2 separate regions of the Mus musculus genome follow, and region 2 is linked to region 1. Evidence: chromatin loops called from intact Hi-C (ENCODE). Cell type or tissue: heart. All regions are shown on one strand. Links, peaks and the distances in the headings refer to the core of each region. The heading gives the core; the rest is flanking DNA. Region 1 has its middle 13 kb from the start of Gm36834. Region 2 overlaps 4933435C09Rik (a long non-coding RNA gene).

Region 1 (8,333 bases), core at 125-8,124:
TTAACCAATCAGTTTACACAACAAAGGCCGGTTTACATGAGAATACACTCATCTGAATGACAACCAGATCTTGGGGTCCAGAATTTAGCATTTGTATATATAACACCAGGCCAGCCCTCAGCATACCACAACTCAGCAATTAGGAACATGTTATAGGGGAACATGTACTAGCTACTGGGAGAAAAGCCACACAGATGATGTAACTCATAGCCAGCACTAGAGACTGCCATTAGAGTAGAATGTGGAAAATAAGACAGACATGTATAACTGAGCATATCATTGGCTAGAATTAGGGTTAGATGGCAGAAAAGCCAAAATCGCTGCTAAAACTCAGAGTGAGGATTAATGTTGTATTTATAGTCCCTTGGAGTTTGTAAAGGCCTTCCTCCCTCATGAGCTCATGTGATCACCAGAACTGTGGGACAGATGAGGAAGCTGGATAACAGCTGTTGCATCATACCCATTTTACAGATGGGAAATGGAGGTACCAGGAAGTTGCAGAGTTTGCTCATAGTTAGCTTTCCACATAAATGGCTAAACTGACACTTGATGGAGACAGAATTATCATAACTTTGGGTCAGACATACTTGGGGCGGAGGGGGGGGACCTAATCCTGACATTTATGTAACTTTAGTAAGATTACTATTTGAAGTGTTGGCTCTTTAAAAAAATGTTTTGAAAATTAAATTTGCTTATGAGTATGAATGCATATGTGAGTGTGTGTTTGTGTGTGTTGTGTGTGTATGCATGGTGCACATGTGGAGGTCAGAAGATAACTTTCAGGAGTCAGTTTTTGCTCTCTCCCACATGGGTCTCAGGAGTAGAACTCAGGCCCGTCAGGCTTGGCAGCCAGTGCCCTTACCTGCTGAACCTCCCCCTCCTCACTAGCCCAGCTTTTGATCTTCTTAACACACAAAAAGAAGATGACAGTCACAAGTTTGCAATGAAATTTAATCAATGGACATAAAGGACCAGTGTTTAGGAAGTCATCCATAAATGTTTCTTTTCCCTCCTACGGAGTTTTGAAATTACTGACATTGGTTATGAGTCTTTTGTCTAATATATTTACTGTTTTTGCTGTATTTTTAGGGGTTGAGATAAAATTACTCACATAGTTTTGAGGGGCTAGAAGCCAGGGCAGGGAGGAAGGGGCCAAGAAAAAGGTAGGACAATAGGTCCGTCACTCCTTGGCTCATTGGCAACTGCAGTGATTCCATACACAAAGCTTAGTAAAAGCATCCCACTTACATCAGCTAACTCCCCATCTGGGTGCCTCTGGTTCTACGCCCTATGTCCTGTAAATCCTGTGTCCTTTACTCTTGGTCATGGTCTCAGTCTTGGTGTCGCTACACACAGGATTCACAGGACATAGGGCATAGAACCAACAAGGAGCAATGAACAGGGAACATGAAGAGAACTGCCTAATTTTCCTTCCATGAAGACAACTTGGGAAGTGATGGAAGAAGTATGGTAGTCTCACATTAAAGAGGACAGGGAAGGTGCTGTGTTTTAAATGTTCAGTGCCTCCCACAGCTGTACATGATCGAACACTTGGTTCCCAGATAGTCACACTGTTTGGGGTCTTGCTGGCAGACAGAGGGCTGTAGGGGCAGGGCTTAAGGGTCCTCCGCTGGCTCTGACACTGCCTTCAGCTCTCTGCTTCCTGATTGATCCCATCAGCTGCCCCACGATGCCAATTCTCCAGCCATGGTTTCCCAGCCGTGGCGGACTCTACAATTATACACCAGGAGCTAAGGTAAACCCTTCCTCCCTTAGGTTGTTTCTGTCAGTTATTCTGTCACAGCATGAGAAGAGCAGCCAATTCAGTAGGGGAAGCAGCGCAGACAGACAGACAGTTCAGACTCCAGACTGGGCCCCACCACTCGAATTAATGGAACAGTCCAGGCTGACTGTCCAGAGGTGGTTTCCCCAGGAGAAGCCCAGGTTAGGGTCAAAAATGTCCCCATTCTGCTTGATATTTTAAATGCTGCCATGCTCAAGATGGTGCTCTATGTGATGGCCTGAAATAGGAGCTGAAAGACAAGGTGTGAGGTTCCAAAAATCTCTTTCTAGTTTTAATCACAGTTTCCTCAGCTGTACCACAAGAAAGAACATCTCTACTGGGCCACTCTCAAGGCCAAATGAGGGGGAAACATCTCACAGGTTTCTGTTATTCTTCTTTGAGTCTCTGTGCTTGCAAAGGTCTCTCACTTCAACAGTTACCCCCACCCCCACCCCGCTGCCATCTCCCCAGTCTAGTATGGCCCCATGAGAAGAACACACCACTTCTGAGGATAAGGCTGCCCTCCTGCTGGCCCTGCCTGCATGTAGAGACACAATCCCTGGATACTGGGCCAACAGGCTTGTCACAGTCAGTATCTCAGGTGCAGAGCGCATGAATGGATGCCTGCAGAGAGCTTCACTTGAAAGCCATCAGAGCGAGACAGAGGCACCTTCCCTTGCTGCATTCTTCAGCAGGGGGGGCTCAACATTCGTGTCTCCTCAGAAGGCCCGTGCGAGTACAGACATGCATACCTTCCTGCACGCTGACACTGCCTTGGCAGTGTGCAAGTTGTGCAAATTCCACTCTGGATCTCTCAAACCCAGCAGCAAAGCAAAAGTCATACATAGGTACTCTGAAACCTCTGCCTACTGAGACATCGTTTCAAGGTTCTTGCGCATAGTTTTAAATTCTCCGGTTCCTCTACGACTCAGCCTGCTTTCCCAAACCCAATGCAGTTGTCTGCCTTGGTCCAGCTTCAGAGTCCTTGGGCCACCAACTGTGAGGGCGGAGAGTCAGAGATTACTAGGATGCAGGGGGTGGGGGTTTGGCTTCCATCTGATGGCTATATAGTCCCAGAAGAATCGCTTTAACCTCCCTGTGACTGGGTTTTCTCACTGTAAAATGATGTTCATGGTGGCACCTACCACATAAGTTATTCCATACATACTATGAGCTTGTGCATTTGAGTTGGAATTTAGCACTGTATATGAAAAGTGCTTACCCAGTGCTTGGAACACTATGAAAAAGCATACGTGATACACAATAGTGATGCTAATTAGCACTATTATCAGACATCACCACATTATACTAATGATCCTATTATTACTACTACTACTACTACTACTTTCTTACCACAAACCTGGGGGTTTGTTACTAGCATCAGCCCTCATGGGAGCAAGGTATGGAAGTGAGGGTGTGTGAGGCAGGTGGATTAGAGAATGCAGACGTGCAGGAGGCAAGGAGATAAAAGATGAATGGACAGTGCTTGTGTTAACTCTCAGAAACTTGCTAGACCAACAGATTGGGCCAGTGTCAGGGATTTTTTTTCATTGCTGGGCTCTCTCAGAATCTACTTAGCCTCGTTTTCTATAACCTGTGCACCACAGTCGTATAGAAATTAAACTCTTTTGGTTTTGAGATCACTGGTGATGGAGCTTCTACATCTTTGAATTAACCCAACTGAGTTGGACCGAACCAGCCTTAGAAAACTGGTTAGTGACTGTGGTCCGAGTCCTAACTCCAGACCAGGTCTTTTCTTACCACTTCTATTGACAAGCCGAGCCTATAAGGAATCAGAAACAACTAGAGACTCAAGTTAGCTGTCTCACACCTATGTACCTAGACATCTAGTCCCTCCCTTCAGTCACTTCTGACCCATCCCATGGTACTATTATAGTTTGACTGTAAAGCATCTCCCAAAGGCTTGACTGAAGGTTAGTCCCCAATGCAATGTCCAGAAATGGGCTTTGGGGAAGGAGCTGCATAATGAGGGTTTTGTATGGGCCAACCTATAGTTGGAGTTATGATTTCATGGTAGTATTGGGACACATTACAGACTAGGAGGTGGTGCCTGCTTGGAAGAAGTTTGTGAGACACTCAGAGCCATCCTTCGAAGAAACTAGAAGACAACACTGATGACTTCTTCCATTTCCTGGGAAATTTGTAGTGAGATATCTAAGAATATGCTTAAATGCAAGTATACATGCAAATAACTATATATGTGATATGTATATATAGCATATCTTATGATAAATAACTGTATATATGATATATAATATAACACGATATCATCACACACTAAAACAGAAGTGGCTATGGAAAGAGAAATACCAGAAGGAAGGTTTTCTGTTTGTGATTTTGTGTATCCTCCAAAGTTTTTACACTGAGTATTTATTGTGTGTGTTGTGTGTGTGTGTGTAGTGTGTTGTGTATGTATTTCACTCTGTATACTCCCTTTGATTAGAAAAGTTCTAGTTCAGCTCCTTATTTTTGTTTGATTTCTTGGTACAGAGGAGCTATATTTGCTTTCCTCACCATGAAAATAGGCCCAACATCCCCCCGAATTGATAGCTAAAAGATTGCCCTTAGTCACTACAGGAATTGATGCACGTTTAAGCTTGACCAGGTCTGGCTAGTATACAGCGCTGGTCAGCATGGTTGGGTGAACTGTGGATAAATATTTAGAGTTGCTTACAAACAGTGAGGAAAAAAAAAAAAAAAACCCAAACCCTAAACCAACCAACCAAACAAACAAAAAACCCAGCCTGCCCTGTAGAGAATGTTCTGGCCGTGGTTTGTAGCTGCGGCCTGTCTGAGATCGCATGGGAGACACTGTTCACAGTGCGAAGCCAGAGACTCCATGGCCAGGACGCTCTTAGATGGGGTTTGCACGGCTGTGTCCTGGCTGTCAGGCCCCACAGGAGATGAGCCTGATGATCTCATGGTTATTTTCCATCCCTTATGATCTATGGGACTTCCCTGATGCTTGTGTAGCTGTTTGTAATTTGTTCTTTGGCTAGTCCTTTTTACACGGCTCTGAAGGAAAACAGTGATTTCCGCATTTTTTTGGGTCATAAATGGCAGAGGATTTGGTCCCTCTCCTCGTAGATTTGCCTTGGGTTCTATTATCTGTCATGAAAGAAAGAGGCTTATGGAAAAAGGAAGTTCGTTTGACAAAGATTTATCTATTTTTATTTTTATGTGTATAGGTGCTTTACCTGCACGAATGTGTACCATGTACATGCAGTACTGACAGAGGCCAAAAGAGGGCGTTAGATTCCCCGGAACTGGAGTTACATATGGTTGTGAGCTGCCATGTGGGAGCTGGAAATTGCACTTGAGTCCTCTGTGCTTTTAACTACCCAGCCATCTCTCCAGAACCCCCCAAATAAAAGTCTTTATCAGGTGAACCTGGATTCTCTAGAACTTCTTGTCTAAGATGTGTTCATCTACCAATAAGGACTGTCCAGTGCCAATCCTAGCCCTGTGTCCCTGCGGGTCTCAGAAGACAGAATAGCTTCTGTCTCTGCCTAGAATTGTGAAAATTTCTGAAGAAGGTTTTGACGTAACGGCAAATGCCGTTTTTGAGGCAATAGAATCTTTCCACTCATTACAAACCACCCTTCTACAAAGCAGATTTTTAAATCCTTCCCTAGTATGAGTAAGGACTGAGAAACAACAGATGATTTCTGCTTTCATCCAAATTACATGGAAAGTTCCAGGGGCTCCAGGAGGGAAGGACAGGGAGGAGAACAAAAACAGAACATCGGGGTCTCAGGATGTCCAGCTCCAGTCCCAGCCTCTGGGACTCACCACTTCTGACATGTCATCGAGCCTATAAATACCGTTCTCATCACCTGCAGCTGCAAAGCTAACGTCGCTTAGCTTGCCTGGATCTGCATTTATGGTCTTGCTTGATTGCAGAGCACACAGTTCACCCAGCCACCTCCCTCCTTGGGTCTCTGTGGGATTCTAGGGCTATCAGGGGATTGCCTAGAATGGAAAACCCATTAAACTACTGCCCCCAAGAAGGAACTGCCCGGTCCCAGGCTCACAGCTTCATTTAACTTTTCCATAGTTCCTCATGACTCTGTATCCATTTGTTCCCTCAAAATCCATTTTGGATAATCAGTCAACTACGTAAGCACTGTCCAAGGTCTGACAGTGTTCAGAGCACTGTGGAGATGTCCCTGGGGCATACAAAAATACTTTAAGACAGGGTTGGAGATACAGAGACTCATTAGAAAGGCAAGGCCCTGTGCATCTGCATCAGAGGACAGATAGGGGTAGCCACTGATGTGGAAACAAAGTGTAGGGAGGAAGTAGCCAGGATGTGAGGCGGAGGGAAGAGGCAATGTATCTCCAGGCCTCTGGAAGGTTTGTTAGGGAGCGGGATGAGATGCCAGAGAGGACAGAGTTGGAAACTGGAAGATGGGTGACAGCAACAAAGTAGGCAGGGATAGTAGTCCCCCAGGTGTGTAAGCCTGTGAATGTGAATTCAGGTGGGCAGAAGAGAGGAGTAGCACACAGACTGGAGAGGTGAGACAACCATGCTATGGGAAGCTTTACATTTTTAAGGTCCTGTGTACAATCTCCTGCCCTTCCTTCCTTTTGCAAGAACTAGTTGTTTTATGTTTGTCATTGCATCTTTGCCCCATGTGCTGTTTTCTAGAATAAGACTGTGTTATGAGCATCTGACATTTGCTTCGGGAATCTTCCTTTTGTCTCCCTCCCTCCTCACAATGGCTCACCAAGTGTGGAAGTCTCCAAGGGTCCTTTGCCATCTCAGCGTGGGTGACTTGCCAGGTACCATGGGTGCCTCGTAGACAAGACAAGCTGGCTTTCTCTTGGCAGGGAGTTTCATTTTGCCAATGGAACCAGACTTGGAAGAAACCAGATCGAGTGTCTGAACTATGTCCCCATAGACTGCCATCTTGGGAGGGCCAGGGGCAGACGCCAGGAGCTGGCCAGCGTCAGGGTACAATCTGGTAGCCACAGAAGAGCTCTCATCCTTGGAGAGTCTGAGTGCGTACTGACACCTGTTTGGCTTGGCTGGTCCTGGCTGGTCGCGTTTCCAACAGAGATGAGCAGGAGATGGATGAGTGGCTGAGAGCCGGCAGTGGTGGGAAAGAAAAAAAAAATCAGTTCAGGGGTAGACATCCACGAGGCAAACCCTAGTTAGACTGGTTCGCTGGACGACGTGAACCAAGCTTTCTCGTAATCATTTGAAGCACGCCGATGGAAGACAAGGGTGGGATGAAACTTCACGGAGCTGTTTATTTTTTGCATAAAAGGAAGATTAAAAAGAGCAAATGGCTAGAAGGGCAATGGACAGGGTTTAGTGGATAAGAAGAAAATCCATTGCTGGGAATTATGTGGGCCTGGAGGTTTGTGGTCCGGGGGTTGGTGTATGTGGGGGAGCTATGGTAGTAGTTCTTGGGCCCTTTCTCTGTCTGGGCTCTTGGCTTACTGCTGCGAACATGGCTTCTGGAGACCAAGAGGCTTTGTGGCAGAGGTACGCCATAAAGACTTACTCCCACCAAGGTAGCTGCAGCAGGGGGGCTTGCCACGCCTCCCCGCCTGCCTTACAACCATGACTTTTTTACTCAGAGACTGTCCATCTGTCCAGCCACTCCGCCAAGCCCAGAAGCCCCATGCTGGCTTCCTTTGGAAGAGCCCCAGCTCCCAGGGTGACCTCGGTAACAGCCGGGTACACGGACGACTTCAATCCCAAACTTCCCGTTACCAGGAAGAGCTTGGCCCAGGCTGTGAAAGTTACAATAACACAGTGGCTGTTTCTGAGCAGGAGCCTTCTGTGAAGTCATCGGGATAGTTCTCTCAGCAGCGTGTCTAATTTTCCCTGGCTGCCTTTCTGGGAGCCGGGCACCCAACCCAATTTAGTCCCTCCACTTTGGCTCATTCCTAGACTTCCATGCCATAAATCTGAGCCCCCCTCAGTGCCTGATCCCACCAGCAGGCAGACAATTCAGAATTAGCCATCGTCATGGTTGTCTAAACTGACAGGCAGGGAAACTGAGGCACAGCAGGCTACAGGGCCCTGTCCCACCTCCCACAGTGACCCAGCAGCACGGGTTGCCAGCAAGGCCCAGGATTCTGGCTGGAACTTTAACTATGGAACTCTTATGGAGGGCTAGGGGCCATGTGAATGGTTTCAAAGCTTTTACTGGGCCTCATTTGGCTCCAGATCCCAGAACTGTGTGCAATTGGATTTTGATGGGAATGCTGTGGAGTAGGAAGTGTGTTTGTGTGTGTGTGTGTGTGTGTGTGTGTGTGTGTGTGTGTGTGTGTGTGTGTGTGAGAGAGAGAGAGAGAGAGAGAGAGAGAGAGAGAGAGAGAGAGAGAGAGAGAGTGGTGGGCTTGATGGTGCTGTTTGGAATCCTTTTATGCTTTCTTGCCTGGAACTTGACAAGCCTCAGAGTAGAGGAAAAAACCAGAAAACTCAAAAGCAATGGGGGTGAGAGAAGAATCCTCCCAAAGCCAGGGTGCAGGCTGTGGGCAAATGCCTTTCTTTCTTCACCCAGAACCCCTG
Region 2 (8,333 bases), core at 158-8,157, 62 kb after region 1:
TGGACCCCTCCCTCCAGTGACAAAATTTAGCTTTTTTTCAAATTTGTATGTGAGACTACAGTGCCGACTGTCACAGTCAGGCTGTATCCCCTTCCCTTTTGCTAAAGCCATGGACTGATGTGGCCTCCGTCTCTGTCTCACTCCCCGCCCTGCCCCACAGTCTCTCCAGGAGTTACACAGTTCTGTAAGCTCCAGAGATTCTCTCCATTGAAGATTGTGCCAATAGGAGAAACTTTGTCTGCAGGAGACCCAGCTAGAGGGGACGGAATGTAGAGGGAGCAGCAAGACTTGGAGGGGCAGAGGAAGGCCTAGAGAACAGGAAAGAGGTTATCCACCACAGAGCCTGTAAGACAGTAGCCTCCGATGCTGAAAGTCAGATGTAAGCAATCGCCCTAGAGGTTCCGAGAACAGAATGACACGTTCTCAGAGGTAACTGGGAAAGAGACTGAGCCCCAGCTGCATGTCCAAGGTCTCTCTGTTCTGACTCCAGTCCACCCAGTTGGTAGGAGGACGGTCCTAAGTGACGTCAGTATACCTACAGAGGGCACATGCAAGACTTTGGGCCACTGAGTCAGGGATTCCTTAATTTTCTGGGTACTGAATCAGGGATTAGAAGCCTGGGGCTATCTTACTCCCTGACTCTGTCCTCAGTTTTGGCAACGGAGAACTTTGGCTAAATCTGAGAACAAGATCCAATTCAAACGCAACTGGCTTTAGTTAAATATGTATGGTATACATATGACATTAAGAACGGTTCTCTGGTCAGCCAGGGCTGTGCACGCAGGGAGATGAGGCCGGCTCAGATGTTGCTCTCCTTGGGGATGAAGGAGGGGAGCTGTTCTTTTGGAGGTCTGCAGGTTTCTTGGAAGAGCAAGGCTTTGAGCAAGACTGGGAAATACAATGTAGCAAACAAGGAAGAGAGGTGTCAAAATGGCAGACAAAATGGGTGAGCAGAAAACTGTGTATGTGAGGGCTTGGCTAGCTCTGTAAGTGGGGAGTAGGTGGCTAGAGTCTAGACTCAGGTCCTGAGCCAACGGCTGCAGGCAACAGGTGGCAAGAATCAGGCTGGCAGCAAGGCAAGGCCCTGACCCTGGCTAGGGAACCACATACACTATGGAGTCCTCCTTAGTTTCTAAAGGGAAGATGGGTTGCTGCGAAGGACCCTGTGTCCACAGATAAATAGACCGTAAGAGAAAAAACTCAGAGGCCGAGAGAAAAGTCTGGGAGAGAAAAGACTGAGGGCTTTAATTTAGATAACATTAGAATATGAAGGTATATATACATATATGCATATACACATATAAAAATATACATATACAATATATAAGCACACATGTATATGTATACATATATGTATGTATACATATGTGTACATGTACATATATTATATGCATATATTATATAATGTATATGTATATATACATATATGTGTATATATTCCGAATTAGATTGCTTGGGTTTGTGGAAGCTAATACTAACTTCAAGGGGCAGATTTCAGCCTTGCCAGTGGGGAGGCTGGAGAGCTAGTGTGGTCAAGCAGTCTCAAGAAGAGACATGAGTCTGAGAGATGTTTGATTTGGTTTCCTGCAGTTCTCCATGGTGTCTGTGGAGATGCGGCCAGCAGTAGTGGGAGTTTCAGTAGAATTGTGGGAATTTCAGTAGCTAGAGATGGAGGTTCATGGAAGTAACGGCAGGAGACGTGACTCTGGGTGATGAGGACGAGGAAGGGGGCTGGGTTGGCAGAGAGGTAGGTTGGCGTGTACAGAGGAGGAGGACAGCGGAAGACTGGCAGAGAGAAGCCAGGTGATCCCAAGGTAGAATCCAGATGGTGGTCTGGAGGCACAGCGCCCCCAGGAGGCGGCTGCGAGGAAGGTGCGTGGGCTGGGCCTGAGGAAAGGAGTAGACGCAGAAGGTTTGCAGGACCCTATGGGAAGTGTGTTCTGGAACCAGAAGGTGCCAAGTGGGCAGAAAGCAGGTCTGAGGGAAGCCATTCCAGCCCAAGGGAAGAGGCAGCCATGCTCTGGGGTACTGCCACTCAAGGATGACCACGAGTGTACCTTTGAATCGCAGCAGAACCTGAACATGCAGCCTCTGATCCAGGAAAGAAGGAGGCTCAGATGACCGGTGTGGAAGGCCAGGGGCAATACTGGGCCAGGTAAGTAAGTTTAGTTTGCAGAGGAGGTGGGGACACCTGCTGCCCTGGCATGAAGGAAGGTAAGCAGCCATATGAAGGGACTCTGAGGTGAGCCAGGAGAGGCCAGAAAGGGTCTGAGGAAAGACCAGACAGAGCCCTACCAAAGAGGGCCATGAGATGTTCTACAGAGGAAAAATGGAGGTTGGGGCAGAGTCGAGGAATCTGAGAAAGGTGCAGTTCTCAGGGGCAGCTGCCCAGGTGTTGATCCACCCCCAGCATGGTATGGTGCCTAGCCTCCCTGCAGGGTCAGACAAGACAGCTTCAGGTTCAGAGAGGGTGCAAAGATTGATTTAGGTGGGTCCTTCTTGACAGCCTTGAGGAAGTTAGGGACAGAGGGATTGAGGGGACACAGAAAAGCTTGCAAGGGGACACGAGGGGAGCAGGGAATGAGGGATGCACAGAGAACCACAGAAATTGGTGTGGGGCAGAACCTGGGGGAGTGGATGTCCAAGGCACACAGTAAGTAAGCTGTTGAGCCTATTAAGAGGCGGTGTTGTGTCTGGAGAAATGTGGTTGATGCAGGAGGATGGATGGCGAGAGGCAGGGAGAGGCTGGGCCAGTGGCCCAGTTGATTAGAGACCAAGGACGAATCAAGTCCTGACAGACTGTGAATGGAGCCCAGTGCCCTGTGTGGAGAAGTGCTTCTCCCATACAACAGCACTTAGAGGTGCAATGGGTGCTCTCAGAGGTAAGGGGTGGGGTGCTCTGTCCTCTCTCCCTAACCCTGCTTTGTGGGGTCCTTGGCTGAGAGGCTAAGGTTCTAGCTTTATGACTTGGGTGATGCCCCGGGGAAGACATTTTGGAAAAGTGTCTCTTCTTACCTGCTGCCCACCACCAGAGCCTGCTCCAGGGCACTCTAACCCCTTGTCTGGTCCCCTGGCTAGGGGTGGAAAGGGGAAGGGTCAGCCTCTTTTACTCCACTCAAGTGTCTTCTGCATGCCAGGGACCTTAGGCAAGGAAGAGACAGGCCATCAGCACTTCCTGTCTTGGAAGGACAAGCCGCTGCCACCACCGCCAACAGACGGACAGCACAGTGGGATTTCCCGGTTCCAATTTGTTCAGCTCAGTTTGATTCTTTCTTTCCCTAGTGAGATTCATGTGGTGATGTTTGCTCTTCGGCAGCAGTTTACGGGCACAGTGGGGTTTGGAGAGACCTGAGATAGCCACGTGAAGGAAGCAGGTTCTCTGAGGCTGTGCTCTCCCAGCAAGGCCTGGACTCGAACCCATACCCAACTCTCAGGCCCTCAGCCCTTGTCAGATCAACTCCAAGGAGCTTCCATTCCAGGCCTCCCAGGACCCTTGGCCTCACACCACTTCCTGCTAAAAATTGCCACAGGCTTCTCTCCTCAGACCAGAACCTCCCTTTGTTTACTTTACCCCTCAGGACTGGGATTTCTTTGGGCCTGGCTCTCCTTTCCTATTAAGGTCTATGAAAAATGGGTGTGTGTGTGTGTGTGTGTGTGTGTGTGTGATGGGCAGACTGCTGTGCCTGCCCACCTTGGGTTATCTGTGAGTCTCCTGTGCTACCAGCCTGGGGACAGCTCTGGCCCTTGTGCGTCCCTCCCCCACATCTGTACACGCCTATCCTTTCCTGTGTCAATTGACATTTGTCCTCAGTGGGGAGAGAAGACCTAAAGGATTTGCACAGAGAGACCCAGGGCAGAGGGAGATAAATGGAATTTGCAATAAATCCGGGAGCAAAGTTGTAACTTGACTTCAAAACAAACAAAAGGGCCAGAACTGCACTTAAGCTCTGCAGAAGCTCAACTCCCAGTGTAAACAGAAAAGAGCAGTGGGGGTGGGGAGCCTCCGAGGGCCTGGGACAGAGGGGCAGGGTGAGGCTGACTGACTTCCTCCAGAGGATAGGGCTGGGGCAAGGTTTCTGTGGCCTTGCTAAGGGTGGAGGAAGACAGGCCAACTGCTGCTGCCTGCCTCTCTTTTCCCATGACTTTCCTGAAGGGAAAAGTGTCCCCAGGATCTGAAAAGTGTCCCCAGAAAGTCTTTTAGAAGAATGTGTCTGTGGTCTGTGGTCTGTGGCTGGACTAGGAGTTTACCCATCTATCCCACTCCTGGGCTGCATCAGATACCTGCATATCTGTGTGTGTCGCTACACTACTCACAGTAACAGGGAATTAGAGCATGCTTAGATGGCCATCAACACACAAACGCATTGCGAACATGTGGTACTTATACGTGATGGCATTTCATTCGGCTGTAAAGAAAGACAAAATTATGAAACTTGCAGGAAAATGTGTGGACCTGGAAATTATACTCAATGAGGTGGCCCAGATTCAGGAAGAGAACACCGTATGTTCTCTGTCCTATCAGATCTTAGCCTGTGATGTTTATATGTAGATCTGTGGGTGCGAGCATAGATATAGGATGTGAAATGAGGACTGCGACAAGAAGAAACAGGAGACTCGGGGGGGAGGACACAGAAGACACATGAAGAAAAGCAAAACGGAGAGCTGGGGGGGGATGGCTTAGCAGTTAAAAATGCTTGTCTGCGCAAGCCTAACCATCCATGCTCCATCCCCAGAGCCTATGTAAAGATCTAGATGTGGTGGTGCACATTTGTGGTCTCAGATGATAAGCCTATGGTAGGCTTTCTCATTCATACCACCATGCTCACTGAACACGTGCCCAGGGATTGCAGGCAACAGGAGAAGCTAGAAGGAAGGCCTGGACCACACTCTGCCTCAGAGTGCCTGGAAGGAGTCCCTGTTAACAGCATCTTGTCTACAGCACTGTGGGAGAAGAGATTTCCCTTATTCAAGCCAAGGTTCACACCAAGTTTGTGGAAACCAGCACAAGGCTGCCATCATTGGTATACTTGAATCTGGATGTCTTTTCCTTAAAGCCATAAGAGAGACCCTGGGCCAGCCCTGTCACACCACAAGGTTGTCTGAGGAGGCAGAGTCTCTAGAAAAGCACAGAGAAGTGATGGGACCCATTTGGTCGGAAGAAAAAGCAAGACCAAGGGAATGAATTACTCATTCATTCATTCATTCATTCACTTGTTCACTCACTTACCACTGGCTTATGGAACCTACTACAGGCCAGGCTCTTAGAACAAAACTGCACCCAAGGCTAGAGCCAGTCTTGTCCTGATCATAGGAGCTTGGGCCACAAGGTCCATCGTATATCACTGAAAAGGCTGGTTGATGTGTCTGGGATTTTCTCCAACTCTGGGATTGGGTGATTTGGGAGAAGAAAGAAGGGACCAGGGTGTGTTGTGTGTGTGGGGTCATTTTCTATGGTCACAGATGCTGAGAGTCAGGGCAGAAGCAAGGCTGCTGGTGACATGAGCCAGTGAGGAAGTGGCCCTGTGAAGAAAGCATACCTCAGTGGAGGGCTGGTGTGGGCAAGAGCCCAGCAGGGCAGCCACTGGCGAGACGTTGAAGGAGATGAGAAGGTCCCCCCTGACCATCATTAACCATACAAAACCCCAGGTCTCCAAAATAGCTTCAGCTGATTTGTGCTTATCAAATATCAGACTGGAAACCCCAGCAGTTTGTGTAGGATGCTTTCCAGAACGGGAGGGGTCAGGGGAGGATTTTACAAACTTGGCTTCGTGAAGCACAAATTTCCTGGAATTCTGGCCTCCTTGTTCTGGGATCCCCCACCTTCTCATAGGCGTCCTGTTCCTCTCACACACCTGGTGTCTCAGTGAACGGCCACTTTCTAGATGGCCTCTCCAGCCACAGGACATCTGTGTTCCTCAGCTCTTTGGTTTCCTCTTCACATATTTGGGAGTTATATGACACTCCGTGGAGAGTGATGCTGGCAGTCTAAGAAATACTTAGTTCAGAGCCCAAGGCCACTGTGGTTTACTGAAGCTCCATTTCATCTGGGCTAGAGGTGAATGCTTCCCTCCCGAGACCCCAGCAGGCGGGGGGTGTAGCAAAGTTCAAGGAACAGTCGCTTCCACCGAGGCTGAGTGTTTGGCACACACAGCCTGACAACACACTAAAAGACAGTCCAGGTCCAGGACCAGCATCAGCGGGCAGGGCAAGGCAGACTGAAGGAGTGGCCTGAGGGGAGAGGCTATGTCCCTGAATCCTTGCTCCTTCCTAATGATGGTTTGTAGTGGCACCATTAACCCTTCAAATGCTGTCATTGCAAGTCCTACAGTCACCTGACACCACATGTAATTAAAACCTAACTGTTTGTAGTTAACTTTTCTTTTTATGACCTCATAGCTGTCTGTAAGGCCTCCATCCTGGGTCACCTTATTTTCAGAGAGAAACCCAGAGGTATGCTGAGGGGGGGAGAGAGAGAGAGAGAGAGAGAGAGAGAGAGAGAGAGAGAGAGAGACCTAAATACCAGATTCAGAAATAAAAAAAAATGAAGGGGAAAAAACCAACCATAGGCAGCATTTTATGATCGTAAAAGTCACCTGTGGCTATAGAGGACAAGTTAGAAAACACAGAGAAGTCTACAAATGAAACAGAGGCTACCCCAATCCATTCCTAAGGGCTGCCATCAGTGTTCTGAAGTCTAAATGCTCTTCCTGATTCTGAAGCTCTCCCCACATTTGTACCTTCAAAATAAAAGTAGACAGCGAGCCAGATGGCTCGGCAGGTAAAGAGGCTCATTGTCATGCCCAGTGGCCAGAGTTCAGCTGGCCTCCAGGACTTTTATGGTGATAAGAAAGAATGTGATGCCTGTAAGTCGTCCTCTGACCAGCATGTACACAGGTACACACACACACACACACAGAGAGAGAGAGAGAGAGAGAGAGAGAGAGAGAGAGAGAGAGAGAGAGAGAGAGAGAGAGAATAAAGAAATGTAACAAAAATGGAAAGAGGTTTTGATGCCATAGCTCATATAGTTCATAGGACTGCATAGAGTTCCCAGACCTTAATATCTCAGATAAGTTTGATATAGGTATTAGTGAAAAAAATTAAATCCGGGGTGGGGAGGTGCCTTGGTCTATAGAGTGCTTGCTGTGTAAACCTGAGGACTTGGGTTTGGATCCCCAGCACCCAAGTAAAAAGCTGGGCATGATTAGTAGCTCCTGTAGTCCTGCTACTTGGGAGGTGGAGATAGGGAGGATAAAACATAAGGCTTGTTGGCCAACGGTCTAGCCAATCAGTAAGCTCCAGGCTCAACAAGAGGCTGTTTCAAAACAAATAAAGAAGGGATTGAAGAAGACACTTGATGCTGGTCTCTGTCCTTGACATATTGACATACATGTGTACCCATGTACATGCACACATGAACATGTATGCACACATGTATAACTCTTGCCTCTCTCACACACACACACACACACACAGACACACACACAGAGTAAATCAATACACAAATAATTGAATGCCTACCTTGTGAAAGGCAGTTCTGGGCAACTTAGTGCTAAAGAGAGAGACAGAAGGGACACTAACTATTTCAAGATAAATATGTAAATAGGATGTAAATAAGGGTTGAGAATACAGCTCAGTCCCTTAAGTACTTGCTAAGCATTAGGAGCTAAGTTTGGTTTCTAGCACTTGTGTAAAAAAGCCAGGATGGCTGCTCGTGCAGACAGGGAGGTGGCTGGATCCCAGGAGCTTGCTGGTCAGCCAGCCTAGTCTAGTCAGCAATCTCTAAGTCCCAGTAAAAGACTCTGACTCAACAAGACAAAGTGGATAGCTACCGAGAAATGACACCAGAGGTTGATCTCTGGCCTCCACATGCATGTAAATGCACATACACACAAATACATACACTCACATCCATGTGCGTGTGCACACATACACACACAATATATATATATATATATATATATATATATATATACATATATATATATATACACACACATATATATATATATATATATATATACATATATAGTGGGCAGATACTCAGTAGTAAGGCATTTGCATAATATGTAAGTCCCTGGATTCAATCCCCAGTACTGATACAACTGAAATAAAGCCACTAAGTTTTAGGAAACCATAGAACTAGACAGATGGAACTAGACAGGTGAAGAGAAGCTAATGACCAAAGTTCCATTGCATAGAGGACAGAAGAATAAAGAACAAGCACCAGTCATTGGGTTTAACACACAGGAGAGAAGACAGTGGGCAGGTACAGGAGGAAGGCAGTGTTTGGTGGACCACCATTGTGATTATATGGAGATGAAAATAGACCA

What was found. Peaks named below come from ENCODE experiments on the same cell type or tissue, not always from the same donor. Only the 100,000 strongest peaks of a DNase experiment are listed, where the experiment ranks them.
Region 2: a loop joins it to region 1, with 1.9 times the contacts of the local background. A loop is called at or near these places in 2 of 42 quality-filtered maps.

The regions. Positions count from the first base shown.
Region 1 is chr12:80,002,140-80,010,472 of GRCm38, reverse strand. No RefSeq gene overlaps it. Among named protein-coding and RNA genes, the nearest start is that of Gm36834, 13 kb to the left of the region's middle. In heart, for the core only: a CTCF peak has its summit at 5,028 (motif pointing right); DNase peaks (open chromatin) are centred at 4,662, 5,662, 6,017 and 7,838; H3K27ac peaks cover 4,724 bases.
Region 2 is chr12:79,940,487-79,948,819 of GRCm38, reverse strand. It overlaps 4933435C09Rik (a long non-coding RNA gene), which reads right to left. Exons shown (of 3, transcript XR_381736.3): 2 at 3,016-3,141. Among named protein-coding and RNA genes, the nearest start is that of 4933435C09Rik, 8.1 kb to the right of the region's middle. RefSeq lists an enhancer at 2,585-5,022. In heart, for the core only: a CTCF peak has its summit at 1,864 (motif pointing left); DNase peaks (open chromatin) are centred at 4,019, 5,999 and 6,089; H3K27ac peaks cover 5,427 bases.